2 separate regions of the Homo sapiens genome follow, and region 1 is linked to region 2. A link is an interaction called in ENCODE POLR2A ChIA-PET data of the cell type or tissue named here. Cell type or tissue: OCI-LY7. All regions are shown on one strand. Links, peaks and the distances in the headings refer to the core of each region. The heading gives the core; the rest is flanking DNA.

Region 1 (5,374 bases), core at 144-5,143, 370 kb after region 2:
TGGCCTCTTTGTCAATCTTCAAAGTCAGCAACAGAAGGTGGAGTCTTTTTCACATCCCATCACTCTTACCTTTTCCACCTCCCTCTTATAAAGGACTCTTCTGCTTAAACTGGGCACACTGAATAATACAGCATAATCTCCCTGTCTCAATGTCTTTAACTAAATCACATCTGCAAAGTCCCTTATGTTGGGCAAGGTAACATATTCAGAGATTCTGGGGGTTAGGATGTGGATATCTTTAGTGGTTATGATTCTATCACAGCACTGCATGATTCCATTTTATATAAAGTTCATGGCCAGGTGCAGTGGCTCACGCCTGTAATCCCAGCACTTTGGGAGGCCGAGGCAGGCAGATCACGAGGTCAGGAGATCGAGACCATTCTGGCTAACACGGTGAAACCCCGACTCTACTAAAAAAATAAAAAATAAATTAGCTGGGCGTGGTGGCAGGCACCTGTAGTCCCAGCTACTCAGGAGGCTGAGGCAGGCGAATGGCGTGAACTGGGTAGGTGGAGCTTGCAGTGAGCCGAGATTGCGCCACTGCACTCCAGTCTGGGTGACAGAGCGAGACTCTGTCTCAAAAAATAAAAATAAAAATAAAGTTCATGTGTCTGGAATCCCAGCTACTCGGAAGGGTGAGGCAAGAGGATCACTAGAGGCCATGAGTTTGAGACGAGCCTGGGCATCACAGCCACCCTCTGTCTCTATAAAATATAAATAATAATAAAGTTAAAAACTGGCAAAATGAATCAAGATAGTGTTTGGCTTTGGGAAGGCATGTGGAGAATTCTAAGTGGCTGGGAATCTTTTTCTAAAATTTTTTAAACTTATTTTTGAGATGGGATCCCAGGCTGGGGTGTAGTGTCATAATCATAGTTCACTGTAACCTCAAAGTCCTGGGCTCAAGTGATCCTCCTGCTTTAGCCTCCTAAATGGCTGGGACTGCAGGCTTGTGCCACCACACCCAGCTGATCTTTTTTCTTTTTTTTTTTTTACGATTGTGGTGAAACACACATAAGATTTACCATTTACCATTTTTGAGTGTACAGTTTAGTGGTATTCAATACATTTATAACGTACAACTATCACCACCATCCATCTCCGTAGCTATTTTCATCTTGTAAAACTGAAACTCTGTACCATTAAACACTAACTCCCATTCAGGAGAATTCTATCTCCTGAGCTGGGTGCTGGTTACACAGGTGTGTTCACTTTGTGAAAATTCACCCAACTGTACACTTAAGATGTGTGCACTATTCTGAAGATATATTATACTTTGATAAAATAGTTTATTTACTAAAGAAGAAGCCAGGCACAGTGGGTCACGCCTGTAATCCTAGCACTTTGGGAGGCCGAGGCGGGCGGATCACTTGAGCTCAGGAGTTCTAGATCAGCCTTGCCAACACGGCGAAACCCCATCTCTACCAAAAATACAAAAATTAGACAGACATGGTGGTGCACGCCTGTAATCCCACCTACTCAGGAGGCTGAGGCAGGAGAATCATTTGAACCCGGGAGGCAGAGGTTGCAGTGAGCTGAGATGGCCCCACTGCACTCCAGCCTGGGCAACAGAGTGAGACTCTGTCTCTAAAATAAAATAAAATAGCATAACATAACATAACATAACATAACATAACATAACATAACATAACATAACATAACATAAAATAAATAGAAGAAAAACACCCTATGACTGGCCTAAACTCTTCCGTGAGGAGGAAAATCAGGTCTGCCTTCAAGGAGGAAATTCTTCAGCCTCCATGAGCTACAGGTCAACAAGCCCCGGATCCATTTCCAGCCTTTTCCTGTGATGTAGTCAAGCAGGGTAGAGAGCCGACCCAGGGGTGGCAAGTACAGACCACCTGACCTGACCTTGGTAACCCAGGACCTGGCACCTCACCTGAGTGTCAGGAAACCTATTTCGTGGTGTTCCTTGCCGCGGGCATCAAAACACGGCGCTGATGGCAAAGATTCCCCGGTGGGCTCGATGTCCACCAAGCCTTGGGCACTGTGAAGCCCTGGAGTCTTGTGACCCCGGCGGCCGAGAGCACTTCCCTGCGTGCAGCCCAGGCTCCCAGAGCTCCCTAGCACCTCCAGCCCAGGTTCTGGATGGGGGAACGGGGCACAGGCAGGGGACCCCGGGAGCGCCCGGCCACCGCGCGAAGATGGCCAGGCCCTCCCAGCGAGCGCCGCTTAGGCGCGGGGCGGGGCTGAGGACGCCGATGCGACAGCCGATGGCACCGTCGCTGCTGCTCACCCCCAGCCTGCATCCCCTACCTCCGCGCGCAGCCCGGCTCGGCCCAGCCCACAGGAAGTGACGGCTCGCGGGCTGCGCTGGCGGCAGAGGGACCGCACCGCCCCCAACCGCACAGCGGCGTTGCGGGAGGCGAAGGGCGTCGACCGACCTCGCGCGCTGCACATCTCGGGTTGAGGTTAAAGGATAGGGCGACATCTGGAAACCTTCCTCGAGTCCCCACACCCCTGCAAGCGGCGCCTCCCTCCCTGTCCCCGGACATGTTCGCTCCAGCGCTGGGCGCACACTGTACTGAATGATCTCGCCCCATCTGTCCCCTCCACCAGTCTGAGGTCAGCGCCTGGCGGGGTAAGGCGCTCAGGACATTGGAGTGAGGTCATCTGCTGCCCATCCCCCTCTCCCCCATGCACCGTCTGAGTTTGTTCCAGACAATCGTGTGCTCTGAAGGGTACATTATTTCAGATTCTCAAGGTTCTTGCGGTCGGGAAATGCCTCCATATGTCTACCTCAAATCTCTGCAGTGTGAACCCTCCAGGCCTGTCATCAGTGGGGTGACCTTTAGGAGACTTGTGCTGATGATATCCAACCTTACTCCTCTGATACCTCCTGGGCTGGTTGGGAGGGTGCGATGAGTTCATACACGCCAGCGCTTAGATCAGCGCTGGGGTCTGCCGAGCACGGTCAGTGACTATTAGGGCCTTATTATCGGTTTTCACCTGGAGGAACTATTCCTTGCCCCTCACTACCCCATCTCTGGCAGGGCTCCTAAGGCAGGCTGGGGATGCCAGTGCAGGGACTTTACCTTTCTGGCTGGGGAGGCAGGTGGAGCCTGCAGTCAAGGCTCAGCCTTGGGAGAAGAGACCTGGGGAGAAGCCCCAGGTGCATTTGCCCGCTGAGGGCTGCCTGGGCTCCCCCGCCTCTAGCACAGCCGCGTCACAGCATGGAGGCTCTCTGCGTGGGACCCTTCTGCTTCCCGGCAGACTGAGAACTCCTTGAGGGCAGGGACTCTGGCTGGCACATGGCAGGTCTCCCAATGAATGAAGAAATGTTCTAAGCCATTTTTCTTGGCCTTCCTTCTTCGGCCTTCTTCCCAATGACCCCCTAACTCCACAATTCACAGCGTTCCTTATCCCTTTGCCCCAGGTCAGATCCACCTGCCCTGCCTGAAAAACTCCTAAAACTAATCAAAGATGAATCTGCCAGGCGCGGTGGCTCACGCCTGTATTCCCAACATTTGGAGAGGCCAAGGAAGGTGGATCACGAGGTCAGGAGTTCGAGATCAGCCGGGCCAACATGGTGAAATCCCATCTCTACTAAAAATACAAAAATTAGCTGGGCATGGTGGCGAGCACTTGTAATCCCACCTACCAGGGAGGTTGAGGCAGGACAATCGCTTGAACCCAGGAAGCAGAGGTTGCAGTGAGCCGAGATTGTGCCATTGCACTCCAGCCTGGGCGACAGACTCCATCTCAAAAAAAAAAAAAAAAAAAAAAAAAAAGATAAATCTGAGAAAGAGTTGGCCAAAATGTGTCATTCCTATTGACTAAAGTGGGTGATCAACTGGCTCCTCCTCCTGTAATCACCCAAGCTGGAAGCCCAGGAGTTATTGTCATTCATTTGTCCAATAAATATTTATGATGTGTTAGACATGGTGCTGAGTGCTGAGGATACAGAGAACAAAACGGACTCAGTCCTTGCTCACGGGAAGCTTGAATTTCAGTAGAAGAGACAGATGTCAAACAATTAAAAAGACAAAAATAGGCTGGACACGATGGCCCATGCCTGTAATCCCAGCACTTTGGGAGGCCGAGGCGGGCAGATCACGAGGTCAGGAGATCCAGACCATCCTGGCTAACACGGTGAAACCCCGTCTCTACTAAAAATACAAAAAAAATTAGCCGGGCATGGTGGCGGGCGCCTGTAGTCCCAGCTACTCGGGAAGCTGAGGCAGGAGAATGGTGTGAACCCGGGAGGCGGAGCTTGCAGTGAGCCGAGATGGCGCCACTGGACTCCAGCCTGGGCGACAGAGCGAGACTCTGTCTCAAAAAAAAAAAAAAAAGCAAAAATATTTACAATAGTGTTAAGAACATGGGGGACTGAAGTAACAATGGTGGAGCTGGGAAATCTCTCAGGGAAAGAGACTTTTTTTTTTTTTTTTCGAGGCAGAGTCTCACTCTGTCACCAAGGCTGGAGTGCAGTGACACGATCTTGGCTCACTGCAAGCTCCGCATCCCAGGTTCAAGTGATTCTCCTGCCTCAGCCTCCTAAGTAGCTGAATGATCTCGCCCCAACCCGAGTAGCTGGGATTACAGGCACCTGCCACCGCAACCGGCTAATTTTTGTATTTTTAGTTGAGATGGGTTTCACCATCTTGGCCAGGCTGGTCTTGAACTCCTGACCTCGTGATCCAACCCCCACCCCCCTCGGGCTCCCAAAGTGCTGGGATTACAGGCGTGGGCCACTGCGCCCGGCCGGAAAGAGACTTTTAAGATAAGACCCTGGAGGACGAAAAGGGGACAGTCACATGAGGAGTGGGAGGAGGGATGTCCCAGGCAGAAGGAACAAACTATACAAAGATCCTGGGCAGAAAGACTTAGAGTGGTTGAGAAAAATGAAGGAAGACCCACGTGGGTGGAACCCAGGGACTGAAGGGAGGAGAAGCAGGCTCAGACTTTGCGGGGCCTTGGAGGTTGCTCCTGACGCAGTGCTCAGAGGAGTCTTCATGGGGGAGTGATGTGAGCTCCATGTTCAAATTACTTGGGCTGTTCTGCAGAGAGTAGGTGGGAGAGGGGATGAGTGGAGGCTGCTACAGGTGGGAGGTTATGGGACCCTGGCAAAGGTGAGGGCGGGGGAGATGAAGGGCCGTAGGATGATACAATATATATGTTTGATGGATAACACCATAGGACTTGGTGATGAATTGGTTGGGGTTGGTGGGGGGTTGGTAGCAGGAAGAGAGGCACCAAGGGTGACATGGGCCAGGCGTGGTGGCTCATGCCTGTAATACCAGAACTTTGGGAGGCTGAGGCACGCGGCAGATCACTTGAGGTCAGTAGTTCGAGACCAGCCTGGCCAACATGGCGAAACCTCGTCTTTGCTAAAAATACAAAAATTAGCGGG
Region 2 (5,374 bases), core at 172-5,171:
AACTACTTGGGAGACTCCCGAAGTGCTGAGATTACAAGCATGAACTGTGCCCGGCCATAGATCTGTTTTTATTCACTATGGCTGGGTTCTCAGTGCGCCCTTCCTATCTGAAAATTCATATTCATCAGCTATGAGAAGTTAAGTTTTTCCTTTTTAAAAAACATTTCGTAGTGTCTTTTCTTCTATTTTCACTGTTCTCTTTCTGGAAGTTTGAATAATAGCTGTCACATCTTTTGGAAGACTGCAGTGGGCTCTTCCAGCAATTCTTGAATCCAGCAGTCCCCAACCTTTTTGCTACCAGGGACTGGTTTCATGGAAGACAATTTTTCCATGGAAGTGGGGGGTCGAGATGGTTCAGGATGACTGTTCAACCTCAGATCATCAGGCATTAGATTCTTACAAGGAGCGGGCAACCTAGATCCCTCGCGTGAGCAGTTTACAGTAGGGTTTGTGTTCCTACGAGAAGCACTGGCAATGTGGTGAAACCCCATCTCTACTAAAAATAGAAAAATTAGCCGGTTGTGGTGGCAGGCACCTGTAATCCCAGCTACTCAGGAGGCTGAGGCAGGAGAATCGCTTGAACATGGGAAGTGGAGGTTGTTGCAGTGAGCAGAGATCGCACCATTGCACTGCAGCCTGGGAGACAAGAGTGAAACTCCATCTCCCCCCCCCCCCCAAAAAAAAAGACCATGAATAAACTTTGCTTGTACAACTCTGAATACCAGAAAACAATGTCTCTTCCAAGTTCTGAGGGAAAATGCTGTTCAGCCCAGGATTCTGTTGAAATCTATACCCAGCCGAAATAGCCTTCAAGTATAAACATAGAATCAAGACATTTCCAGACATGCAAGGACTCAAAACATTTGCCCCTCACGCACCCTTTCGTTTTTGTTTTTTTTTTGAGACAGAGTCTCGCTCTGTCACCCAGGCTGGAGTACAGTGGTGTGATCTCGGCTCACTGCAACCTCCGCCTCCCGGGTCCAAGCAATTCTCCTGCCTCAGCCTCCCAAGTAGCTGGGATTACAGGCATGCACCACCATGCTTGGCTAATTTTTTGTATTTTTAGTAGAGACGGAGTTTCTCCATGTTGGCCAGGCTGGTCTTGAACTCCTGACCTCAGATGATCCGCCTGCCTCGGCCTCCCAAAGTGCTGGGATTACAGGCATGAGCCACTGTACCTGGCCAGAATTTTTTTTGTTGTTGCCCAGGCTGGAGTGCAGTGGCGCAGTCTCGGCTCACTGCAACCTCTGCCTCCCAGGTTCAAGCGATTCTCCTGCCTCAGCCTCCTGAGTAGCTGGGATTACAGGCATGTGCCACCACACCTGGCGAATTTTTGTGTTTTTAGTAGAGGCGGGGTTTCACCGTGTTGTCAGGCTGGTCTTGAACCCCTGACCTCATGATCTGCCTGCCTTGGCCTCCCAAAGTGCTGGAATTACAGGTGTGAGCCACCGCGCCCGGTAAAAATGGTTTTTTTTTTAAGGGCATAGAAACTCGAGGAAATACAGAAGCCCAACCAGTAAAGGAAGTACAGTTGACCCTTGAGCAACAGAGGTTTGAGCTGCATGGTTCCGCTTATACACGGATTTTTTTCAGTCTACATGTGTGTCAAAAAGACAGTATTCACAGGATGCACAGCCCACTTACGCAGAGGGCCAACTGTGGGACTTGAGTATGCACAGATTTGGGTATATGCAGGGGTCCTGGAACCAGTCCCCCATGAATACAAGGTACAACTGTGTCTTTTTTTTTTTTTTTTGAGACGGAGTCTTGCTCTGTCGCCCAGGCTGAAGTGCAGTGGCGCGATCTCGGCTCACTGCAAGCTCCGCCTCCCGGGTTCACGCCATTCTCCTGCCTCAGCCTCCCGAGTAGCTGGGACTACAGGTGCCCGCCAGCACGCCCAGCTAATTTTTTGTATTTTTAGTAGAGACAGGGTTTCACTATGTTAGCCAGGATGGTCTCGATCTCCTGACCTTCTGATCCACCCACCTCGGCCTCCCAAAGTGCTGGGATTACAGGCGTGAGCCACTGTGCCTGGCCAACTATGTCTTTTAAAAAAAAAAAAAAAACAAGTTAACTTTTTCTCCCAGAGAACGGTCTTGTGAGCTTGATGATGAAAATTCAACTAGAGAAAACTGGAAATTTTGGTGCTAGTCAGTTCAGAGTTGATAGCCTTAATCATTATTGATTTATTATACATAGACATCCGTGACATTAAAACACTTTTACTGCATAGAGGGGATCATAAAGGCTGAGTGATACCAGGCTGTAGCTGCAAACAGTAGGGATATCTTAGTTGTCACATAATATGTCTGATCGCTTTTCTCCTTTGGGAAACTACTTGTCATTGTGAGCAGGAGAATGAACCGTTTATGCCTGGTCACCCTTCCATTTCCAGGGAGCGTGGATGTTCTGTTGGTACTGGGGCCTGACCCAGAATCATGGGATTGTACACACATTTCTCCTTTAAGCACAACATGAAATCAGGAAGTTGTTCTTGTAACTTGGAGTTGCGGGTCTGACAAGCCTGTTGTTTGCGTTAATACATCCTATCATTTAGCCGTCTTAGTCCCTCTCTTCTCTGCAGGTTGTGACAGTTCTGTGGGACAAAAGTGCTGATTTTTCACATGGAGCAGCGTGTAGGTGCTTAGAGAAAGAACTAGAGGCGGAGCAAGGCTGAGCTTGTCTCTTCATGATGGTGCCTGCCAAGAGCAGGGGCTGTGCTGCGGCTGCCCTGCCCCCCAGCCCTCCCAGTGAACCTGAACCTGCTCCTCCTGAGCTGTGTAGCTGCCTGAAGGAGGCCAGGACCTGGGTAATTAATTACTAGAGAAGCCTCTGGTCTAGCAGCAAAAGGAGGTAGTTAATTTAGCCTGCCTGTTAACAATAGTTATATTTGTCTCCGATTCCATTAGAGATGCTTAGGAAAAGGTTTTTATATCCTGAACCCTGATGTCCATTTTCTTAATGCAAAGGCCTGTACTTGGGGTCTTGTAAGCCCCCTAATGTCACTCTTTGAAGTGAAGTAACTATACGTGATAAGTGAATAAAATGTGTCAGAGTGTACTACTTAGAATTTTCATAGATTGTAAAGATTTTCTATATATTTATTTGAATTGGTAATTGGTTATGAGCAGTTTGGTGTAGCTGTTTTTAATTGTACAACAATTAAGATATCACCTATATTCTCGAAGAATGGGATCATTCCTTCTAGGTGAGGGATTATCCCTTTAATATATTTTCTTTCTCTTTGTCTTTGTTTATGGTGGAGAATAATTAAACTTTTTTTTTTTTGGAGGTAGGTCTTGCTCTGTCACCCAGATTGGGGTGCAGTGGCATGATCATAACTTACTGCAGCCTCAGCCTTCCAGGCTCAACTGATCCTCCCACTGTAGTCTCAGAGTAGCTGGGACTACAGCCGCACACCACTATACCCAGCTAACTTTTTTGTTCTATTTTTTGTAGAGACAGGTCTTGGCTATATCCCTCAGCCTAGTCTTGATCTCCTGGGTTCAAGTGATTCTTCCGCCTCAGCCTCTCAAAGTGCTAGATTACAGGTGTCAGCCACCAGCACTTGGCCGTCTTCCTCTAATTTTTAATTTTTTCACTTTGAGAAGCCTATGATATGACATGGAATTTGATGTCTCATCCTGTGTGGTCCTGTGCACCCTGTTCCTACAGAAGTACAGAGGGAATCTTTTGAGAGGGAGGGATAAACTTAGATTCTTAAAAATAATGCATGTGGGTTTTTCAGTGTTCATTTTAGATTCTCTTCAAAACAGTCAGAAGCCCCCTACCCTAATCTCAATTCCTGTCTGCTCCCTCCTGGCTCCCTGCAGTAACCCCTTCTCCACCTGATCTTCCTGCTGCTGCTCTTTGTCCCCTCAGAGCCGTGTGCCACACACAAGCCAGAACCATCATCCTAATGAGCAAATTCCCCAAGTCCTTATTCTGCCCTGCACAGTCGGGCTCAGTTCTCTGTCCCTGGTCTCCCCTAGACTATGCCACATCCCTTCCTGCCTGAGAACTTTTGCACCTGCGCATTCCTCTGCCTGGAATGTTTCTTGCTCTCATTTGTGTCCTCAATGCCCGTCCCCAAGCCTCACTACAGCCTACTTACACTGAGGGTTTCCATTCAAATATTACCACCCAAGTGGCCAGGCACGGTGCTTCACGCCTGTAATCCCAGCACTTTGGGAGGCCAAGGTGGGCGGATCACGAGGTCAGGAGATCGAGACCATCCTGGCTAACACGGTGAAACCCTGTCTCTACTGAAAATACAAAAAAATTAGCTGCGCGTGGTGACGGGTGCCTGTAGTTCCAGCTATTTGGGAGGTTGAGGCAGGAGAATGGTGTGAACCCAGGAGGCGGAGCTTGCAGTGAGCCGAGATCGCGCCACTGCACTCCAGCCTGTGCAACAGAGCGAGACTCCGTCTCAAAAAAAATAAAAATAAATAAATAAATGTTACCGCCCAAGTGAGCTTTCCTTGCATTGATTAGATTCGGTCTCCCCAAGATGTGCTTTCATACAGAGCACTCTGGACTCATAGAACTTACACCTGAAGTTGTAGTGAACTTGGCTTCCCCTGCTGTCAGCTCTTTGAAAGTAAGGCTCATTTTTAAAATTGTATCCCCAGGACCTAGCATAGCTCCTAACTCAAAATAGGCACTCACTCATACTTGTTTACTCAGTCTTTTTTTTTTTTTTTTTCCCCTCAGAGATGAGATCTTGCTATATTGCCTGGGCCAGAGTGCAGTGGCTATTCACAGGTGCAATCATAGCACACTATAGCCTTAAACTGCTGGGCTTAAGGGATCTTTCCCAGGTAGCTGGGACTGCAGGCATATGCCACTGTGCCCAGCTGCTCCCTTAGTCTTGACTATGTATTTTTTTTTTTTTGGTTGTTTTATTAGGATAGAGTCCTAAGAATGGCATTACTGGGTTAATAGGTATGAACATTAGATCTTTAATACATACAGTCGAATTACTTTTCATAAAGCCATATACCTTTTTATATTCCCACCGATACTATCCCTATCACTAAGTATTAACTTATTTTCATCTTTGCCAATATGATCATCCAAAGTGAGGCAGTGGGTGGCCATCAGATGTCTGAGTCAGCAGGGTGTGGTGGCTCACGCCTGTAATCCCAGGATTACAAATTTTGGGAGGCTGAGGCGGGTGGATCACCTGAGGTCAGGAGTTCAAGACCAGCTTGGCCAAAATGGTCAAACCTCGTCTCAACTTAAAATACAAAAATTAGCCAGGCGTGGTGGTGGGCGCCTGCAATCCTAGCTACTTGGGAGGCTGATGCAGGAGAATCACTTGAACCCAGGAGGCAGAGGGTGCGGGGGTTGCAGTGGGCCAAGATCGCATCAC

The links. Peaks named below come from ENCODE experiments on the same cell type or tissue, not always from the same donor. Only the 100,000 strongest peaks of a DNase experiment are listed, where the experiment ranks them.
Region 1: POLR2A ChIA-PET joins it to region 2 with 5 read pairs; 2 of 35 experiments call an interaction of 5 or more read pairs at or near these places.

The regions. Positions count from the first base shown.
Region 1 is chr17:74,979,303-74,984,676 of GRCh38, reverse strand. LOC124904058 (a long non-coding RNA gene) reads right to left here and starts at 2,283. Exons shown (of 2, transcript XR_007065906.1): 1 at 1,901-2,283; 2 at 1-410. RefSeq lists a silencer at 2,064-2,113 and an enhancer at 1,726-2,675. In OCI-LY7, for the core only: a CTCF peak has its summit at 2,420; DNase peaks (open chromatin) are centred at 1,796 and 2,286; H3K4me3 peaks cover 1,869 bases.
Region 2 is chr17:75,349,567-75,354,940 of GRCh38, reverse strand. The region is part of intron 2 of GRB2 (growth factor receptor bound protein 2); the gene reads left to right. Among named protein-coding and RNA genes, the nearest start is that of GRB2, 53 kb to the left of the region's middle. RefSeq lists enhancers at 2,507-2,666, 3,622-4,159, 4,160-4,699 and a silencer at 2,525-2,853. In OCI-LY7, for the core only: no CTCF peak of the experiment used is centred there; DNase peaks (open chromatin) are centred at 2,720 and 4,614; H3K4me3 peaks cover 1,611 bases; H3K27ac peaks cover 3,854 bases.